Linked DNA regions of Homo sapiens: region 1 is linked to region 2. Evidence: chromatin loops called from intact Hi-C (ENCODE). Cell type or tissue: PC-9. All regions are shown on one strand. Links, peaks and the distances in the headings refer to the core of each region. The heading gives the core; the rest is flanking DNA.

Region 1 (10,523 bases), core at 1-8,000, 56 kb before region 2:
AATGCTGAGACTATAGGCATGAGCCATCTTGCCTGGCCCATCCTTAGCCTTTTAAATGTCAAACGCAAGGCATCGTTTTTTCACTCCTCATCTCCCTTGCCCTTCTGTGCCTTTTTGACCGAGGCACTACTCTTTCTTTGAATTCCTGTCTTACTTTTCATGACACCATTTTGTCTAGATCCTCCCATCTCAGTCTCCTTCTAAGTCTCCCCTGCTTCTTGCTATCTCTTAAACGAAGCTGTTCACTGAGGTTCCACACTCGATGCTCTCCCGTCCCTCCGCACCCGTCCCAAATAGGCCTCACAGCCACCTACACATTCATGATCTCACACCAGTGTTCCCAGCACAGGCCACCCCATGCTCCTGGCCCATAGAGCCAATAGCCCCTTGGACATCACCACATCGATACCCCACTGGCACCTCACATTCAGCATGCCCCTGTCCTTTCACCTCCTTTTCATCCTCGCTGCTAAACCCACTTATATTGTTCAGGGTTCTTAGTTGTAAATAACAGAGTCCAGCCTGGCTGGCTTCAGCAGAAATGGAATTTAATGAAGACTGTTAAGTAGCTCGTTGAGTTGTTGGGTGTCTTGAGAAGCAGGATGCAGCTGAGTGTCCAAGAACAATGTCCAGAACCAACCACAGAATTGCCTAACAAGGAAGGCGTCTCCCAAAGGCAGCTCCTCTGCTGATGAGACCTGGCCCAGCTCTCCGTTCAGCTTCCTCTGCCATCATCTGCTGACGTCCAGGCCCCTGCAGAGCCCTTTCTACGAGTTGCTTCTTTCCTGTGAAAGGCTCATGTGGGCTGTCCGATCACACAGCCCAGTGCGCACACCTGCACCTCTGCAAGCGCACTGGGAGATAACTGACTCAGACCTGAGTACAAGGAAAGTGTCCAAGGATCTTGGGCAGCTACAAACCATGGCTGCCCACTGCCACATCCTTCCAGCGTTGTGAGAGGCACCACAATACACTCAGGAGTTGAACCTGGGAACTTCCTAGATTCCTAAATTTATCTGAATTCATTGGTCATTTAATCCTGTCACTTGGACCTCCCCTTAACTTCAGACTCTTCCTTCCCTTTCCATCTGCACTGGTGCTGTTCTTCCCATCCTCCTGACAGGCCCTTCTCTCTAGGTTTACCTCTCTGCAATCCATCTTCCATGCAACCCAGAGGTCTGCTCTTCATCTCTGAGAGCTCCGAAGTCTCCAAGGATCCTCTGTATCCCCAGGTCAAGCCCAAACTCCTTAGCCTGGGTCAAAGGTCTTAAAAGACCTGCCCTGCTCTCCTTCAGCCTCCTCTCCCATCATTCCCACCCTCACACACTCACCACTGCAGCAGGATGAAGCTGCTCACAGCTCTTCCGTGGGCCGAGCTTGCATTCTTCCATATCTTTCCACAGGCTGGCCCCTGCCCTCTTGCCTGGGTGGTGAAGCCCTCAGTTTCCATCCTAGTCCAGCCACTCACTGATGATATGAACTGGTACAAGTTATCTCACCTCTCTGAGCCTCAGTTTTATCTTCTGAAACATGGGAATAATACCCTCCTCTCAGGTGTATTACGAGTACATGACAGAACTCTCGGAGTGCTTAGACACACTAGTGGGTTGAATGGTGGTTCCAAAAAGATATGTCTCTCTCGCACTCCAACCTGTGAATATGACCATATTTGGGAAAAAGCTCTTTGCAGATGTAATTAGTTTAAGGATCCTGACATGGGATCATCCAGTATTACAGAAGCGAGTCCTAAGTCCAATGGCAAATATTCCTATAAGAGAGAGAAGAGGAGAAGGCCATGGGGAGCAGAGGCAACGATTGGAATTGTGCTGCTGCACGCCAAGGAACACCAGCCACCACCAGGAACTCGAATAGGCAAGGAAAGATTCTTCCCTAGAGATTTCAGAGACAATGTGGCCCTACTAATGCCTTGATTTCAGACTTCTGGCCTCTCAACCTATGAAAAAATAAATGTCTGTTGTTTAAAGCCACTAAGTTTGTGGCAACTTGTTCCAGCAGCTGTGGGAACCAGCACTGGCACTCACAGCATATCTGCCCCTCTTCCCACATTATCCTTCTATCAGGTATGATGTGGACCTGGGACCAAGAAAACCAGGCCCTGGCCAGCCAGCACCACAATAAAACCCTGTTTCCTTAAGTAATCACTGCAGAGAAGGCCTCCCTGAAGAGCAAAATCTGAATGATACACTGTCCCTCCCTCACCCCAGCTGTTTAGAGGGACTAGACCCAGGGGACCAGAAGCAAGGAGTCACTCCCTTCAGGTCTCCCAGTGGCACTGCTTAAGGCCAGAGCCACTTTATCTTGGCTTCCTTTAAAGACACACCCAGAATTTACAGATTGTGTGTGTTTGTTTCTTAACATGTCCTAAGAAATGCTAGAACACTTCTTCCTCTGGGGCCCTGTGGCATTTGGTTATTTTGACTAAGCTCCCCAGTCACAATGCCTAAGGAGTCTACAAAGAAACTGAGAGCCACAGGCAGGGTAAAAACCGCTTCACTGCCCAGAGGGGAGATGGCTCAGGCTGACCCAGGAGGCCAGGGAGAAGCCAGCCACAGAGGGGAAAGGGCTTTCTCTCCACAGCTCTCTCTCCTGCCCGCTGCTAGGGCAGGACTTGGCATTTTCACCCTCAAGGTTTCATCCCAAGGCAGTCTGGTCTGTTTCTACCCCCTCACCACACGGAGAAGGAACCTGAACCCATAAGTTCCTGAACCCAGAAGGAACCTGAACCCAGAAGTCATGAAAGTGCCTAAGTCACATAGCTAGACACTGGCAGAACCCAAACTCCACCCAGCTATGGCCCAGGAGGAGGAGGCCTGGAATGAAGAAGCCTGGGTTTGAGTCCCAGCTCTGCCACTGAGATCAGCTGGATTCCCTCACTCCTTCCAGTCTCTATCTTCAGGACCTGCCTCACCTCCCAGATTTTTAAGGGAACCGAAGGAGAGAGGGTGGGCTAACACGCCTGTGGACTGGGATATCTTTCATGATGGGACATTGCTCTTCAGCCCCATTGGAGCCCTCATCATTTAGCTGGAAAGGTGAAAAGGAGAGTTGTTCTAACAGAACCATCTTCTCAGGCCACAGGGCTGGGACTATTGTTTAAGAACATTCCATGATAACTTGGCAGAGCCTAGGAAAGGAGGTGCAGCAGCAGGATCTCAGGGTAAGCAGTGTTTGCACTTCCTCATGCCTGGTCAGCCTTAGGCACAGGATGGGGGCTCACTTAGGAGCTGAGCTGTCGAGTTGGCTGACCAGTCAAGAAGGACTGGAAAAAAGGCACGAGAGGCCTTTTTCTTTTTTAGACAGAGTCTTGCTCTATCACCAAGGCTGGAATGCAGTGACGCAATCTGGGCTCACTGCAACCCCCACCTCCCAGGTTCAAGTGATTCTTGTGCCTAAGCCTGCCAAGCAGCTGGGATTACAGGAGTGTGCCACCACACCCAGCTAATTTTTTGTATTTTGGGTAGAGGACGGGGTTTCTCCATGTTGGCCAGGCTGGTCTTGAACTCCTGGCCTCAAGAGATCCACCCACCTCAGCCTCCCAAAGTGCTGGAATTGCAGGTGTGAGCCACTGCCCCTGGCCACAAGAGACATTAATAAGCTCCACCGTCTCCTTCTACCATCCTGCCATGATGCCCATCCCATCCCACCTTCCCCTCCTACTCTGGGGCTTCTCCCACCGGCCCCCACACCAGGTTTGTTAATGCTCTCCAGTCTCAGCCCCCTGCTCTGTCCTTGGGATGGGGTCTCCCTGAAGGTTCATATTTGGGGGAATCTGGTGCACAGGAGGGAAAGGCAGCATGGGGGCCCTGAGCCCAGAGGCAGCCTTAACAGTCTGGACCTGCTGGAGCTTTTCGCAAAAGGCCCCGCCCAGAAGAAAGCTTGGGGCCCTTCTCTCTTAGCCTGCGTTCCCAAACTTGGAGCCCAAGGCTGAGTTTGGGGGTTAGGTTGGAAACTTAACAGGACAATGTCCTATCCCACCTGCCTTACCAGCCTTAGGTCCCCCCACCCACACACCAGAAAGTCCAGCCTGCTAATCTTCTGATCATCTTCTTCCCCAGCAGCCCTCAATTTCCACCTCCCACCACCCTGTCACCTGTCAGCTTCCAAACACTCTAACCCTATGTATTAGTCCATTCTCACATTACTATAAGGAAATACCCAAGAATGTGTAATTTATAAAGAAAAGAGATTTAATTGACTCACAGTTCCGCATGGCTGGGGAAGTCTCAGGAAACTTACAATCATGGCAGAAATCACTTCTTCACAGGGTGGCAGGAGAGAGAATGAGTGCCAGCAGGGGAAATACCAGACACTTATAAAACCATCAGATCTCATGAGAACTCACTCACTATCACAAAAGCAGCATGGGGGAAACCACTCCCATGATTCAATTACCTCCCACTGGGTCCCGCACTTGACACGTGGGAATTATTACAATTCAAGATGAGATTTGGGTGGGGACACAGAGCCAAACCATACATCACCCTATAAGGCACAGTCCCAGGACTGCACTCTCTCTCTGGTCCACTGCAGGCCGAGTTCCAGAGCCAGAGAGTGGGTGCGCTGTTTTAGGGTAGGTCTTGAAATGGCAACCAAGCTTATGAGGAAGAAGAAGTGAACGAATTGCAGATGCCTAGCCTGAAAAAGCAGCCATGATGGCAACCTTCCACTGCAGTGATCCATTACTGGGCAGTCTACGTGCATTGTCTGATGTCCTGAGTAGACATCACTACCCCACCACTACTCCAGCTGAGGAAACGAAGGCTCCATGATGGCCCAAAGTCACACAGATAGTAAGTCACAGGGCTAAAACCTGACCCCAAATCTAACTCTAGATGCTCACACTTCTGACTGCTGTGCCGCACTGCCTCTCACATATGAGAGAGTTGTGTTGCCCCAAAAGGCAAAATAGGATCAAAGTGTGGAAGGTACAGGGAAGAAGATTTTAGCCCAGTATAAGGAAGAATATCCCAGCAGACAAGGGAATTGGCTGCTATGGAAGCAATGAGCTTCTCATTGCTAAATATGTTCAGAAATAGGCCTTACAGCTGACCCTCTGTCAGGGAGGATATGGAGGGGATTTTTCTCCTTAGTACCCTTTAAGATCCTAAGAGACTGAGTATACAAATGGACAACAGCCAGACCATATCTAAAAACAGGGATTGCACCTACAATCTGCAGCAGCAAGTCCAGGAAACCAACCCCTTATCTACCATAAACAATCCAGGAAGCCCGGCTACCATAAGTCAGACTTGCAACAAATCATGCTGCTATCTCTCACAGTAATCCAGAAAACCAAAAAATAACCGCTGTAAACAATCAGCCCCAAATGGCCAGGACTTGATTAATAACCAACAGCACCCGCCCCCGCTAATTTTTGTCCCCACTTCCAACTCAGGACAAACCAGAGAAAGCTAAATATGCACCCCCTACCAATCACATAGGATGCCCCGCTTCTAGTGAGCCTGCCTACAGCTTCCCCAGGCCAGCAGCCCCCAATCAGGAAACACCTGAAGCCTTCCCTTTTTCCCACTGTAAACCTTTCCCACTCCTCTGCCTGCCTTTAGGTCTCATCAATACGCAAGTGAGGGTGGCGGTCTCCCTTGCTATAGCAAGCTTGGGCCAAGTAGCTTTTGCTTGTCTCATTTGGTCTTCGTTTATTTCCACAATCCTTCCAAATGCTAAGATTCAAATGAATGAGTGTGTGTGTGTGTGTGTGTGTGTGTGTGTGTGTGTGTGTGTTTCTATGCCCAGGTGCGATCATGTATACCCACATGCATAAGTATACATCTCATATGTTACTCTTGCCTGTGGATCGCTGGCATCCTAGGCCCAGCTCATGGACTTTCTGGACCCCAAGGGTTCCTGATAGCAGGTTCCCCTGGTGCCCCACAACATCATGTCCCCTGGGCCCATCTTTGGTTTCAGGAACAGCTGAGATAGAAAATTCCATGTGAGCTCAGATTCACTTTCACTCGCATCAGTGAAGAGACCACCAAACAGGCTTTGTGTGAGCAACAAGGCTGTTTATTTCACCTGGGTGCAGGTGGGCTGAGTCCGAAAAGAGTCAGCGAAGGGAGATAGGGGTGGGGCCGTTTTATAAGATTTGGGTGGATAGTGGAAAATTATAGTCAAAGGGGGTTGTTCTCTGGTGGCAGGGGCTGGGGCCATAAGGTGCTCAGTGGGGGAGCTTTTGAGCCAGGATGAGCCAGGAGAAGGAATTTCACAAGGTAATGTCATCAGTTAAGGCAGGGACCGGCCATTTTCGCTTCTTTTGTGGTGGAATGTCATAAGTTAAGGCAGGATCGGGCCATTTTCACTTCTTTTGTGATTCTTCAGTTACTTCAGGCCATCTGGATGTATACGTGCAGGTCACAGGGGATATGATGGCTTAGCTTGGGCTCAGAGGCCTGACATTCACCTTGTGCTAACAGGGTCAACCTGGAAAACCGTTTTTTCCCATGTGATGCCCACGGCCTCTCTACTGCAGGAGCTCAACCCACTCATCAGCACAGCCTGCAAGTACAGGAAGTTAATCCCTCCCCACTGGAGGAACCCTCAACCAGAGGGAGTAGGAACCAGTGGGTGAATGCTCCAACTCAGAGGGCCTTAGACCTCTTCTCTGGGGGCTATGGAAGAATCCAGCCTGCAATCTGGAGAACACATTATTTCTCAGCATTCCTTCTTTCCTTGCTTCTTTCCCCCCACTCTTTCTTCTATTTTCTGGAATCACCTTCAGATAAACTACTGGCACCCAAGCCTTTGCCTCTGGCTCTGTTTTGTGGGGAACCCAAGCTAAGATGTCACCTCAACATTTTAGGACTTTATTTTTCTTCTCTTCAAAATAAGGGGCTTTCAGACACAGTGCCTTGGGGGCTATCCTGGGAGGAAGGGTATCCTCCCTGTGGCTAGAAGAGTCCAGCAGAAAGCTGCCCACACCACTGGGACAGAGCAGCTCCAAATGCAGCAATTTCACATAGTTGGGGTCCACGTGAGTTCACTTTCTGAAAGGACTTGTGCTTTGACATCTTGGAAGACCAGTGCCTGAGCTCATCTTTGATTTCAGCAGCAGCTGAGATAGAAAATTCCACCTGAGCACAGATTCAGCCAGGTTTTTGGCAATTGCCCTTCTTCCATCCAACTCTGAAGGCAGTTTCAGAAAGAAGAGCCCAGGCTCCCAGCTGCTCCTGCTGAGGTGGAGCCCGTTGTCTGAAGCTGCCTTACAGGGCCTCCTGTCCAAGGACATAAGGTCTCATCAAAATGAAGCATGGGGTTAGTTAGTATGCGCACTTGGCTGGATATTTCCAATAAATTTCTGGACATTCCTATGTGAAATAAATTTCTTCTTGTAAGAGGATCCCTCAGGCACTAGAAACCTCTCTGGTTTATTAGCTCGCTGACCCTCCTATAAATGTCAAAGCCATCCCCTAGATGGGAGCCCAGCAATGTCTTTGAAGTGGCAGAGGCCATAAACATTCCACGACTGCCTTACTAATGGCAGAGGCTCTCACAGACAATCAAGGCCCTTCAGCCTCCTTGCACGCTAGTGACTCCCACACAGGCAGGAAGATGCCAGAGTTGGCGGGAAAGGAGGGCAATTGCTAAAAGCCAGAGGCCCAGAAACGTGGAAAGCTGTGGTCGGCGGGACTCCCTTCCCTGAAGGAGTCAGAGAAGATGTCTTCCCCTTTGTGCTGGCAAGATCAGAGTTCTCAGGAGAGGAGAACCCAGGAGTCAATGCTCCCAGCTAGTCTCCATCTGGTCTAGCTTCTCTCCAGGCATAGTTGGAGCGTGGGCCAAAGAAAACTCAGTCAGGGGACGGCAGGCAGAAAGCCACCAAAGGGCCAAAGCCACTAGTCCTGCCCCTGAGTTTTCTGTGTGTGGTCTCCTCTGGCCTTGATTTTCCACCCACAGAATGGGGTGAACGCCCCTCTGAAAATCACAGAATGTTAGAAGCAACAAAGGCTTAGATCTTCCAGCACAGTCTCTTCAAGTCTGAGCGCGGCTGGTCCAGCTTCCTCCTGGCCAGATCCCTGCTCATCCTATACTGTTGCTCACTCAGTGCTCCCAGGTCACCCCCCAAAATTGTTTCATGGCCCTTTGTTAATTCAAGGCATCTTCCCCAGCACCTGACCTTTTAGGTACAGAGATCACATGTAACCCAAAGGGCAGCACTATTACAAATAGGCCTTCTTAAGTAGCTATTTCCACGGCAAAAAATGAGTGGTGCTCTAGTGCAATTTTTCTAACTATTTGACTATGACCCACCATAAGAAATAAACTAGAGCCCAGCACCCACAAGCACGAATTTATGTTTATATAAAACTAAAATCAAGGGTTTATGAAATAATACTTATCCCTATCACAGGCAATGCACTCTGATATATTTTCTATTCTAGTCTAATCTGTTTCATCTTTTAGTACTGGTTGCAACTCGCTAAACCAGGGATCAGCAAATATTTTCTGCAAAAGGCCTGAGAGTAAATATTTTAGGCTTTGATGACTATATGATCTCTGTCCCAAGTAATTAAATTAACTCTGCCATTGTAGTGGGAAAGCTGCCATTGACAATAGGAAACGAGTGGGGGTAGCGGTGTTCCAATGAAACTTTATTCATACAAATAAATAAAGGCTGAATTTGCCCCATAAGCTGTGATCTAAACTGATTTCATGACCCACTAATGGATCTCAATCCACAGTTTGAAAAACATTGCTGTAGGGGACCACTCCCCAAGTCTTTTCCTCTAACAGAAACCAAGTTTTGCTCAGTGTGTACCTCTCCTACAGGTAATGCAATTCCCCAGGGTACTTAGAAGCTGTGCTTCAGGGGAAGCTGACCATATTCCCAGCACTAGCACTGCATCTTGAACAGTCAACCCACCACATTGTTCACCTGTAACTGCGGATGATCCAGGGGTGTACAGGTGAACTACGCTGGCCTGATTAGTCAGAAGGGAAGGCCATAAAGTCTATGCTTGGGAGAGTGGTTTCTTTCTTTCTACAGCTGGGTGAATCAAGCAATCATGGAGCCCTTCTCCTTCCACCATCGGTAGTTGGAGAGTCGGGACCATCAGAGTAACCAGTCTTAGGAAAAAAGCCAATGCTGAGGATGACAGAGCAGAAAGATGAAAGAACCTGGATCCTTGATTTGACCACATGTTAATTGAATTTAAGCCAGGCTCTCTATCTCTTGTACCCAGAAGCATTCTGATACAAACACAGTACATCAAGAGGCAGGCTCCTGCCCGAAGACAGCACATTGGCTCTATCCCAAACAAATGCAAGCTTCTGGGGAAAGATCAGACAAGTTCCCATTCCAAGCAGCCAGGGACCCAAGCCCTTCACCAGCTGACTGGAGTCCCTCTCCCCAGTGGTGCCAGCCCCACAGAAGCCAGCAGCCTTTAAGGTGTTCTAAGCTCTGGATCCAGTGCTCTTTCCTTCCTCACATAGGCTGGTAAAAGTAGGAGTAAGTGAAATCAGGACCAACTCACTCTATTTTTTTTTCTTTCTTTTTTTTAGATGGAGTCTTGCTCTGTTGCCCAGGCTGGAGTGCAGTGGCACCTCCACCTCTCGGGTTCAAGCGATTCTCAAACCTCAGCCTCCTGAGTAGCTGGGATTACAGGTGCATGCCCCCACACCCAGCTAATTTTTGTATTTTTAGGAAAGACGGGTTTTCACCACGTTGGCCAGGCTCGTCTCGAACTCCTGACCTCAAGTGATCTGCCTGCCTCGACCTCCCGAAGTGCTGGAATTACAATTGTGAGCCACTGTGACCAGCCAACTCACTCTAATTTCTTAATTTAAAAAGCCTCCCATTAGCTGCCTGCTGAAGGAAGGCAGATTCCATGGAAGTTTACATTTTTCAGATGGGTGGTTGTCAGAATAGAAACTTTTCATCCAAATGGGAGATATTGGGCATCCAAGTTGACCCCCGACACCCACCCTGTGGCCTGGGGGGAAACAGACAGGACCACCGCTTTATTGATAAGGCTGCCAGGAGCGAAAAGAAAGGAAAATACTTAATGCCACTGAATCGTACACTCAAAAATGGTTAAAATAGTAAATTCTAAGTTATTCGCATTTCACCACAATTTTAAAAGACTGAAAAGAAGGAAACAGAGTCACATGAGTAGCTCTGAGGGCAGCAGGGCAGGGAGATCACATGTTGAAATCCTACAGAAACTCCTTAGAAAGACAGGCATGAAACACTGTCCTGAGCGTGAGTCTGTACTGCCAGGAAGGCCTGGGTGCAGGTTAGCTCAGGGGTGTGAGTCTGATGGGCTGGTCACACGGGGAAAGGCCTGGGGCTGAGTCAGTGGCAGCAACAAAGCCAGAACCTCCCAGCAGGTGGCTTTCTCTCACTCTCCAGCCTTTCGGCCTGCCCCTGCCCCCACTGTGGGCTGAGAGTGCAGGAGGAGCTTCTGTTGGGCAATCACTCTCAGCAGGCACTGTGACAGGTCCCTAAAAGGGCCAGGAGGATGGAGAGAACTAAGGAAAATGACAAGTTC
Region 2 (10,732 bases), core at 1,127-9,126:
GGTTCTTTCAGAAATCTCCAAACTGCGTTGCACAGTGGCTGAACTAATTTGCATTCCCACCAACAATGTATGAACGTTCCCTTTCAGATAAAAAGTTTAAAAGTTTAGATTAGTTTCTGGTCCACTGAATCAACTGTCTTGGATTTATCACAGGGATCTTCTGCATTTAAAATAGAAGAGGCATCATGCTGAAGAGGGAGGGGAAGGTCCAACCTTACACTAAAACCCTGGATGGAGGATGGGGATGGATGATTGTGATTCATTTTTTCCTGGTAAGAATTCACTTTTTTCCCCCTTTCCTATTGCCTAAAAGCAGGCTTTCTGGAGAAAGGCTCAGAGCTGCCTACGAATAGGATCACTTAGGAAATCTTTGGCATCTGAGTGGAGGGGTGGGCAGGAACAAGGCCAGGAGCTGCCAAAAACTGCTAAAGTCAGAGGCCCATGCCGAACCCAGGAGAAAGTTGAAAATGCCCCTAGAGCAAAAGCAGAAATGTTCCTGGGCTGGGTGTGGGGGCTCACACCTATAATCCCAGCACTTTGGGAGGCCTAGGTGTGTGGATCACTTGAAGTCAGGAGTTCGAGACCAGCCTAGCTAACATGGTGAAACCCGATCACTACAAAAATACAAAAATTAGCTGAGTGCAGTGGCATGCACCTGTAGTCCCAGCTACTTGGGAGGCTGAGGCAGGAGAATTGCTTGAAATCAGGAGGTGGAGACTGAAGTGAGCCAAGATCGTGCCACTGCACTGCAGCCTAGGCAACCATGAGAGACTCTCTCAAAACAAACAAACAGAAGTGTTCCTGAATCCAGTCATCTACTCTTCCTATCATCTCTTAAACCTGAGAATGCTCAGTCACAATCAGCAGTTCTGTACTGGCTGCATGGCAATTAGGGTTTGGGGACAATCATACTTTTAACCATCCCAAAAGTAGCACTGGGAGGTGCTAAAAAGTGCTCTGGGGGTGATCTCCCCAGTTCAGCCCAGCATAGATAGAACACTGTGGGCACAGCCCCTTCTACCGATAAGGGGTGGGGACATTTCCTCTGTTTGGCCTGCTGTCTACTTCCCAATCCATCCCCACTAACTATAGTTTATGCTATCTATATTTCCGATGTGTTTGGAAAGGGAGGACAAGGATTTTGAAGGGGGAGCCTGATTCTTCTCCTTTACCCATAAGCAACTAGACGAGGCATTCCATTTTTTAAATTAACTTCTTTCCCTCACCCTCCCAGGGGTTGAGGTGTGAGAGTGGTGATCTGCATCATCAGCATGCCCATTCCAGAATGTTGGTGAACCCCAGCTATGCCCCACACAGCTCTCCAGAGAGTGGCACCAGCTGCACAATTCTTAAGTGTTTCCAGAGTTCTATTAACTTTGAGATGCACTCAAAAAAAAACACCCTTTTCTTGCCGACACTTCCCCCCTACTCAGCCCTACAGTAAGCAGCTCACGGGGAAAGGTAGCACAGGTCTTGGTGCCTTCTAATAATCCTATAGTTCACATGCAGATATCTAAGAATTCTACAAATAGGATGGTGGGAAAACATCAGGCCTCCTCCCTCGTGCTAGACAAGATAGGGGCAGAGGTCCCCAGCCAGGATTTATGTAATACAAAACTCTTAACACATAATAGTAGTACTTGCTAAACATTAGCTTCAGTACTAAACAATCTCATTTTCCCCCTAGAAATGTTACTAATAGGGAAACTAAAGGATGCCCTAAGTCTGAGAGCCCTTCCTGGGGCTGGGCCACCCCCCTAAATCATAGGCTTTGCAGAATAGGCACTGTTGGTGAGGATCTCTAATTCTCCTGCCTTTCTCCCCAGTAACCACCCTGACTTTTTCTACATTATCCTCTGAGGATAGAATGGTTTTTGATCAATTTAGTTGCTGATAGGAAAAACCATCTAATAACCAGATTAATAAACACTGTCCCACTTTTAGGGTGTGATACTGCTTACTAAGCACAAAAAATGCACTGGATCCTCAAAATGTTAACAATAAATTCAGGGGCTAATCCCCCACAGTTGTAATGTGGATACTTGAATGACTGTGCTTTTGTTTCTGTATGACTTACAACTGTTCTTTTCTATAACAGATGAGCTCCTAGTAAGTGAAAAATAACAATGTTCTTTGGGAGCTTCCTACTTAAAAAAAGAGAGAGAGATTCATTCTAACCAACTTACCACACTTTATATATTTGTATGACTGTTTTCTGTATTCAGTCTGTCTTACTAGACTGAATGTTCCATGGGGGCAGGGTCTATGTCTGCATTGCTCATGAGTATATGCTCATTACCGTAAGCCCAGTGCCAGTATACAGCCTGGAACATAGTAGGCACTCAGTAAAATACTGTTGGTGGATGGATAGATGGATGGATGAATTGATAGCTGCACACATTTATGAATAAACAAATAAGGATGAAGGGGATAGTTGATGAAACTGAAGAGATGAGAATGGCTCTTGAGGCTATGAGAAGCTAATGAGAAAAATTAAGCAGGGATGTGATAGATTTGCATTTCAGAGAAATGTGACGAGCAGATGCTACTGAGAGGTCAAATAGGAGAGAAATAACAAGACTCTATTGGTTTAGCAACAAAGAAATCTAATAACCTTGATAAGAGCTAGTACAGTGGAGCAGTGGGGGCCAAAGTTAGTGAACTTTAGTTTTCAGTGGAGTAGCAGAATGACAGAAAGTGGAGATACCTAATAGACCATTTTTTACAGAAGTTTGCCTGTGAAGGTCAGGAGGAGCTAGGGTGATACTAGAAAAGGACGCAGGATAAGAAGTTGTTATTAGATAAAACTAACTCTGACAAAGCCTGGTGCCTGTATTGAAAATAAGTCACTGAGGCTGATCCAACTCCTTTCCCAGACAATAATTAAAATGATCTAGTGAGGAAGCTCTTATTGGAGGTGGGGTGTGGGGGAAGTCCTGCTTAAGGTGTTCCTGCCAGGTTCAACCCAATTAACTGCTCTTAAAAACAAAAAGAAAATGAGGGGACTGGAGAAGTTCTAGGGTTTTTGCTTTATTTTGGAGTGAGCCATTTACAATGTATGACGTGGACTCTGGTAACAGAACTAAAACCCACCAAGCTTGGTCTAAGACATGGGATTATGTAGAATAATGCAGATTTATGTAGTCTGCTAAATTAACTAAGGAAAAACCTAGACCTTGGGAGAGATTTTTAATATCTTTGAGTCAAAACTGAAACAAAGTTGGAAGACTTCAAGTTAAGGGACGGGAAGCATGGTAGGTGCAAAGGCTCTGCCCTTGGTCTTCTTGATACATAGTGGACACGGACTCAGTTATTAGAGACAAGTCCTAACCATTCACTGCTGCTACACGCAGACACCAAGGACAGACCAGAGATGAAAAGCTCTGAACTGGGGGACCAGTAGCTAGCTAAATTTAGGTAGCTAAGAATATAGAGGTCAACATCCTCTAGACACCAGCACAGAACCCACGTCCATAGAACAAAAGGAAGTTTACTTTACAGAATGATGCACTGTATTATTCCTTGCTCATGAGAGGACACAATCATCACATTATTATGAACTGAGAGAAGAAAGTCTAAGTCATTTGAGATCTGTGTATATTTTCTAACCTAATTTCTAGCCTGACAGAAGTGCCTTAGAGGAAAATTATGGTTATAAATTGCCTCAATGGGGGCCTGATAAAATGTCTTTTTAACTTTTGAATATATAGTCCTGGCGTTTATAGCACTCTTCATTCTAAATAAGTTTTGTTCCTTTTATCAAATCAGAATGGGAAAAAGTATATTAAGAGACTTCTTCCTCACCACTACCACTTTTGCAATTTCTGAGCATCGCCAGTAGTGATGGGGTGAAAAGAAGGGGGCAGGTCTTGACCATTATTTAAAAGCAGGGGCTGAGGGAGGGAGGTGTCTAAGAGAAAGCACATCTGTCACTCAAATGAATGGGTGGATGGTACCAATAGAAAAAACTGAAAAGAGTAGGCATAGGATAAGGGAAATGTGAGTTTATGTTTGGACAAGTTGACCAGAAGTTATAAAGATATGGTAGACAATTAGGAGTCTGAAGCTCTTGGGAAAGCAGAATGGAAACCACAGTTAATTGTTTGAGTGTTAAGTGCCAAATATTAAGTACTTTATCAGAATTTTCTCAATTAATCTTCACAGTCTTATGAGCTAGGTAATATTTTCATCCCCAATGCCGCCTCCCCCATCATAAAAGCGGAAGCTTAACCCATGTGACGTGCGAAGTTGTTTGCCCAAGGTCACGCCCCAGTAGGAAGAACAGCCTGGATGCAAGTTAAGGCAGACTGATTGCAGAACCCTGTTCAGCTACACCACCATAAGTATGCAGGTGGTAATTAAAACCTTGAGAGTAAATGATTGTCCAGGGAGCAGATATCAAGCGAGATGAGTACAGAACTGTAACAGGCGGGCCGAGAAAGTGGAATTAATGAAGGGGAACCTAAGGCTTTGTGGTTCTTTTATTATTATTAATTTTGAGACAAGGTCTCACTGTCGCCCAGGCTGGAGTGCAGTAGTGTGATCACAACTCACCGTACCCTCGACCTCCCAGGTTCAGGTGTTCCTCCCACCTCACCCTCCCAGGTAGCTGGGACTACAGGTGTTATACCACTACGCCCAGCTAATTTTTTGTACTTTTTGTAGAGACGGGGTTTCGCCATGTTGCCCAGGCTGGTCTTGAACTCCTGGGCTCAAGCGATCCACCCACCTCGGCCTCCCAAAGTACTAGGATTATAGGCAGGAGCCTCCATGCCCAGCTGGTTTTGTGGTTCATAAGCAATGCATGGCCAGGTTGAAAGCAGAAGTGGCCTTGAAAAGCCAACGCTACGAAACCCCTGGAGACAGAGAGTACACCTGGGCTTTACGAGTGAATGCAAACCCTGGCTAGGTTCCCCTCTAGACCCCTGTGGGATAAAGCATGACTGTTACTTAAAAACGGAAAGAAGGAATAGCACTTAACAGCCCCCCGGCTAACTAGAATTCTGAGAAATAAAAGTTAATACTCCACAGAAAGAAAACCTCATCTCCAAAGCAGCAATTCTAGTGGAGTACAGGTAAGGAAGATTAGGTGGGGCAGAAAGAAAAGGATGGGGCCCCTGGCCCAACCTTAAGATGGCCACAAATCCCAGTTAATCCAAAATTAAGCACCCCTTTTCACTCTTGAGTGTCTCAATTTGGATGATACATTTTATGGTCAACCTATTTATATATCTAGTGAAGGAAGGTACTCAGCTCAGCAGCAGAGTTAAATCAAAACTAATCTAAGAACTGACAGGAATAATTATTCCTCTTTGGACAAACACTTTTCTCCCACAAAGGTAACTGGAATTAGCTGTCTTTAACAGATGCTACTGAGGGCAGTAAAAGAGTGCCAGGTCTAGAGTCAGTCTAATCTGGGTTCAAATCTCAGTTCCAGTACCCCTATTTTAAGCAACTTTTTACCTCTCTAAACTTCAATTTCCTGATCTTGGAACTGCTGTTGCAGTTATAACTGAGAAAATTATTACAGTGACAGAGATCTGACCTAACCAACTCCATCCATCCTGCTTCTAACTTCCAAGCTGTCCTTGTTCATTCCCATGCGTAGGCTGAACTAACTTTGGGGGAAACTTAGTTGATAGCTTAACTTTGAAAGAGAAACTAACAGCCGTTTCCAAAAAAAAAAAAAAAAAAAAAAAAAAACCTCCTTTTAACAGCCCTTTCCAAAAAAAAAAAAAAACACTTCCTTCCTGCCTGGGGACTAGATTGCCTTTGTAGGACTAACACATTAGCCATAAGATTAGAAATTATGGTTTAGGAGTCATACAGCTGGAGGCCACAAGACTGACCCTCCCCAAATTGCTCGGGGGATAACATCACTATTGTGAAACCTAAGATCAGTGCTTGAGATAATTTGCAGGCCCTGCATTTGATGGATCAGCTGGCACCACCCAGATTAATAAACTGGCTCATCTGGTTGTGGGTCCCCCTCCACCCTTCCACCCAGAAGTGACTCAGCGCAAAAGGGCAGCTTTGATAGAATTTCATCTCTGACCCAACCAATCAGCACTCCCAACTCACTGGCCTCCCACCCACCAAATTATCCTTAAAAACTCTGATCCCCAAAAGCTCGGGGAAACTGATTGGTCTAATAAACTCCAGTCTCTTGCACAATGGGCTCTGTGGGAATAACTCTTTCTCTATTGCAATTCCTGTCTTGATAAATCAACTGTATCTAGGCAGCAGGCAAGATGAACCCACTGGGTGGTTTATTTGGTATAAATTATTTGGTACACAACATTGGCATGCCTATTCCAAAGCCATGAAATGAGGATTAAATGAGATGTTTCCATTTAAAATGCTTAGCTACTTTAAAAGGAATGACTTCCCCCATAAAATATAAGATGTATAATGAGGCTCAACCAATAAGGCAAACTGGTAAATAGTAGTAAGCTGAGGGAATCATAACTTCTAGTAGCCGTAATTGCCTCTGTAATGGCTCACTTACCACCTGAGTTGGACTCTGGTCTGCTTTGATTTAGGTGAATGTGTTTGTGATGGGGATGACCAAGACTTTTGCAATTTTCTTTGTGGTCTTTCAAGAAGAGTTTGAAGGCACCTCAGAGCAAATTGGTTGGATTGGATCCATCATGTCATCTCTTCGTTTTTGTGCAGGTATAAAGCTGGCAATAAGCTTGCTGTCTAAGGAGAAGAACCACAAAGGGCAATTCCAAGATTCCTATTCAAGACTGAATAGGAATTCAGTTTCTAAAATTAAGGTTCATTTACTGATATGTAACGCTGAGAAAGTAAGGAATTGCAATATTTAGCTTCCACTTGACTTAGTAACAAAGTTGGGAGAATCAGCATTCAAACAAAGAAAGCTGAGGAATTATTAAATGCCATGATTCAGTATTTCATGCATTGCCTTTCCAGTCTGTTAATGCCTTAATATAGGTTCAATGAGTAAGGCCCTCAACCTGGAAGTTAGGCCATGAAGTTCTAGTTATCTAAGTATATTCAAAACAATTTTATTTATTTTTTTTTTTTGAGACACAGTCTCACTCTGTTGCCCAGGTTGGAGTGCAGTGGTGCTATCTCGGCTCACTGCAACCTCTGCCTCCCAGGTTCAAGCAACTCTCCTGCTTCAGCCTCCCAACTAGCTGGGATTACAGGCGCCCGCCACCATGCCTGGCTAATTTTTGTATTTTTAGTAGAGATGGGGTTTCACCATGTTGGCCAGGCTGGTCTCAAACTCCAGACCTCAGGTGATCTGCCCACCTTGGCCTCCCAAAGTATGGGATTAAAGAGCCACGGCGTCCAGCCTCAAAACAAATTATAGAACCAATTTCTTCTCCTTTTATTTGGAGCTGTAACAGGGTGGAAGAGCAGATAAGTGATTCAACCTTATTCTAGTCATTGACCACTAGATGCAATCTTTTTGTGGAGGTTCTATAATGCATTTCAAATCACCTCCCCTCCAAACCTTACTTACAATCAACATTTCCTTTTAAACTCCCCTTCCAAAAACTAAAATAGTGTGGCACTAGTGATATTAAGAAACCCGATATGAAAATCTTTTTTGAAGAATACGTAATACTTCAAAGTAAACAGTCCTCTTGCTTTCCTTGTCATTCATTTAAATCGCCATCAGAGGATAAGGGATGCCAGATCATTATTTACCTAAGAATTGCCTTTCTTTCTTCTCTTAAGGTCCCCTGGTTGCTATTATTTGTGACATACTTGGAGAGAAAACTACCTCCATTCTTGGGGCTTTCGTTGTTACTGGTGGATATCTGATCAGCAGCTGGGCCACAAGTATTCCTTTTCTTTGTGTGACTATGGGACTTCTACCCGGTGAGTCCATTGTAATTATGTGACCATAGAAGGCCAGGAGTGGTGGCTCACACTTGTAATCCTAGCACTTTGGGAGGCCAAAGTGGGTGGATCGCTTGAGTCCAGTTCGAGACCAGCCTGGGCAACATGGTGAAACCCTGTCTCTACTAAAAATACAAAAATTAGCCAGGCCAGTGGTGGCACATGCCTGTAGTCCCAGCTATTTGGGAAGCTGAGGTGGGAGGATTGCTTGAGCCCAGGAAGCTGAGGCTGTTGTGAGCCGAGATTGTGCCACTGCACTCCAGTCTGGGTGACAAAGTGAGACCCTGTCTCAAAATATGTGTGTGTGTGTGTGTATGTATATATGCATCCATCCATAGAAGATAGAAGATGGAACAGGACTCTTCCCTTCTACTGTTCCTGGGTCCAAAAGGCCTAGCTGTATTATCTCGGATCCAGGAGATTATCTTTTCTGTTACCAAGCCACTTAATGTAAGAGTGATTCTAAACTATTACGTTTTTCTTTTAGGTTTGGGTTCTGCTTTCTTATACCAAGTGGCTGCTGTGGTAACTACCAAATACTTCAAAAAACGATTGGCTCTTTCTACAGCTATTGCCCGTTCTGGGATGGGACTGACTTTTCTTTTGGCACCCTTTACAAAATTCCTGATAGATCTGTATGACTGGACAGGTACGTCATTCTAAGTTTATTTACTATCAACTGTGCAAGATTTAGCGTTCAGCTTTCTCCCTTTGAGAAATGGAAGTTAAGACTTTCAGAGCAATCGATTTCACAAGGTATTGCAAGAGAGGAAATGAGCATAATTTCTAAAGTAAACATGCTTCTCTTCCCTGGAGAATACATACGCAAAAGAGATCTTGAAATACTTGCAGGCTTTGCCAGCTCACACAAGCAACTCAGAATTCACCATAGGGCTCAATGTCTGAGGAGATGGAGGGCATTCCGTGCAGCTGGAAACAGCTTGCAGTAAAAGCGATACTTCTGGGGAAATAAGGCTTCCCCCTTCCCCCCCCGCCCCCGCCCCATCAAAAACCCTCACTTTTCCCATTTTCCCTTTAAGACAAAAATCTGCATTTAAAAAAACTCCTCCCCCATCGGACTCACTGAAATAGATAAAAAAGAAACAAATACTTTGGTAAAAAGAGTATGTTCCTTAAGAGTTTATGTAATGTCAACTATAAATTTTCACAAATGAATAAAAAATGATTCAACTCACAATTTTCTTTGTAACTAAGACATTTGGATTAAAATAATCCTAAACTACTGGAAAAAATACATGTATATGTGTGTATTCATATGCCTATTGCTATCTACATGGCAGTTTTGTTGAATCTTTCCTAACTATTCAGTAGTCTCATGGTGAATGGGACCAGCTGACAAATCCATGATAGGATAGCAGAACCTATAGCCCATTCTATCTTTAGAAGCACCATACAAATCATAGCTTTGATCAGGACACGCTGAATGCAAGCAACTATTCAGCTCCAAAGGCAAGATTAGCATCTGTCATCTTTTAAGGAAGATCTAAAAAATGTCATGGGATGAAAGGCTATCCATGCCTTCCTCCCTCCCGCTGCTTTTTTTTTTTTTTTGAGACAGGCTCTCTCGCTTTGTCATTCAGGCTGGAGTGCTGTGGCATGATACCGGCTCACTGCAACCTCCACCTCCCAGGCTAAGCGATCCTCCCACCTCAGCCTCCCAAGTAACTGGGACTACAGGTGCACACCACCACATCAATTAATTTTTTTGTATTTTTTGTAGAGACAGGTTTTCACCATGTTGCCCAGGCTGGTCCTGAACTCCTGGGCTCAAGTGATCTGCCTGCCTCAGCCTCCCAAAATGCTAGGACTACAGGTATGAGCCATAGCACCTGGCCAGCTGTCCCCTCTTCTAAGGCTGTTTCCAAATGATTTCTTTCATCTTATTCTATTTTTTCTGTACCTAAATCTGTACTCTCACTTCAGGATATTTAAATTTTCTATTTAATTTTTTAGCATTTGAAACACTCTCCTCTCCCTCCAAAAACTTGCCCCCCCTACCCCCCTTAACACAAATAACCACCATCTCTCCTTTTATCCCATCTATTGGTGCAGCTTTCTGGTTTTCTATCTCCAAAGCACTACATTATTACACGGATACAGCAGTGTATATGACTAATAAGTCAAATCGGAGACAAAGTAATGTTTTCAAGAATTAATGGGCTATGCCAGTGGGGCCTCTTCTGAGCCTATGAACACAAAGCAGTATTGTGAACTGAAAGGCTATTTTTAATTGCTCAATCTCTCCCTATTTAGGAGCCCTTATATTATTTGGAGCTATCGCATTGAATTTGGTGCCTTCTAGTATGCTCTTAAGACCCATCCATATCAAAAGTGAGAACAATTCTGGTATTAAAGATAAAGGCAGCAGTTTGTCTGCACATGGTCCAGAGGCACATGCAACAGAAACACACTGCCATGAGACAGAAGAGTCTACCATCAAGGACAGTACTACGCAGAAGGCTGGACTACCTAGCAAAAATTTAACAGTCTCACAAAATCAAAGTGAAGAGTTCTACAATGGGCCTAACAGGAACAGACTGTTATTAAAGAGTGATGAAGAAAGTGATAAGGTTATTTCGTGGAGCTGCAAACAACTGTTTGACATTTCTCTCTTTAGAAATCCTTTCTTCTACATATTTACTTGGTCTTTTCTCCTCAGTCAGTTAGCATACTTCATCCCTACCTTTCACCTGGTAGCCAGAGCCAAAACACTGGGGATTGACATCATGGATGCCTCTTACCTTGTTTCTGTAGCAGGTAAGAAAGCCTACATCAGCCTCCTACCCAAAAGGAAAGATCAACTTAATTTTACAAGCTTATTACATTTTAATAA

The links. Peaks named below come from ENCODE experiments on the same cell type or tissue, not always from the same donor. Only the 100,000 strongest peaks of a DNase experiment are listed, where the experiment ranks them.
Region 1: it touches region 2 in a loop (6-fold over the local background); 2 of 110 quality-filtered maps call a loop at or near these places.

The regions. Positions count from the first base shown.
Region 1 is chr1:110,433,839-110,444,361 of GRCh38, reverse strand. No RefSeq gene overlaps it. Among named protein-coding and RNA genes, the nearest start is that of PROK1, 12 kb to the left of the region's middle. RefSeq lists a silencer at 10,269-10,458. In PC-9, for the core only: no CTCF peak of the experiment used is centred there; a DNase peak (open chromatin) is centred at 3,251; H3K27ac peaks cover 1,397 bases.
Region 2 is chr1:110,378,777-110,389,508 of GRCh38, reverse strand. SLC16A4 (solute carrier family 16 member 4) reads left to right here. Exons shown (of 9, transcript NM_004696.3): 2 at 154-272; 3 at 6,543-6,675; 4 at 7,714-7,857; 5 at 8,366-8,527; 6 at 10,153-10,656. The coding sequence starts at 186. Among named protein-coding and RNA genes, the nearest start is that of SLC16A4, 6.9 kb to the left of the region's middle. In PC-9, for the core only: no CTCF peak of the experiment used is centred there; DNase peaks (open chromatin) are centred at 5,888 and 8,648; H3K4me3 peaks cover 1,562 bases; H3K27ac peaks cover 4,253 bases.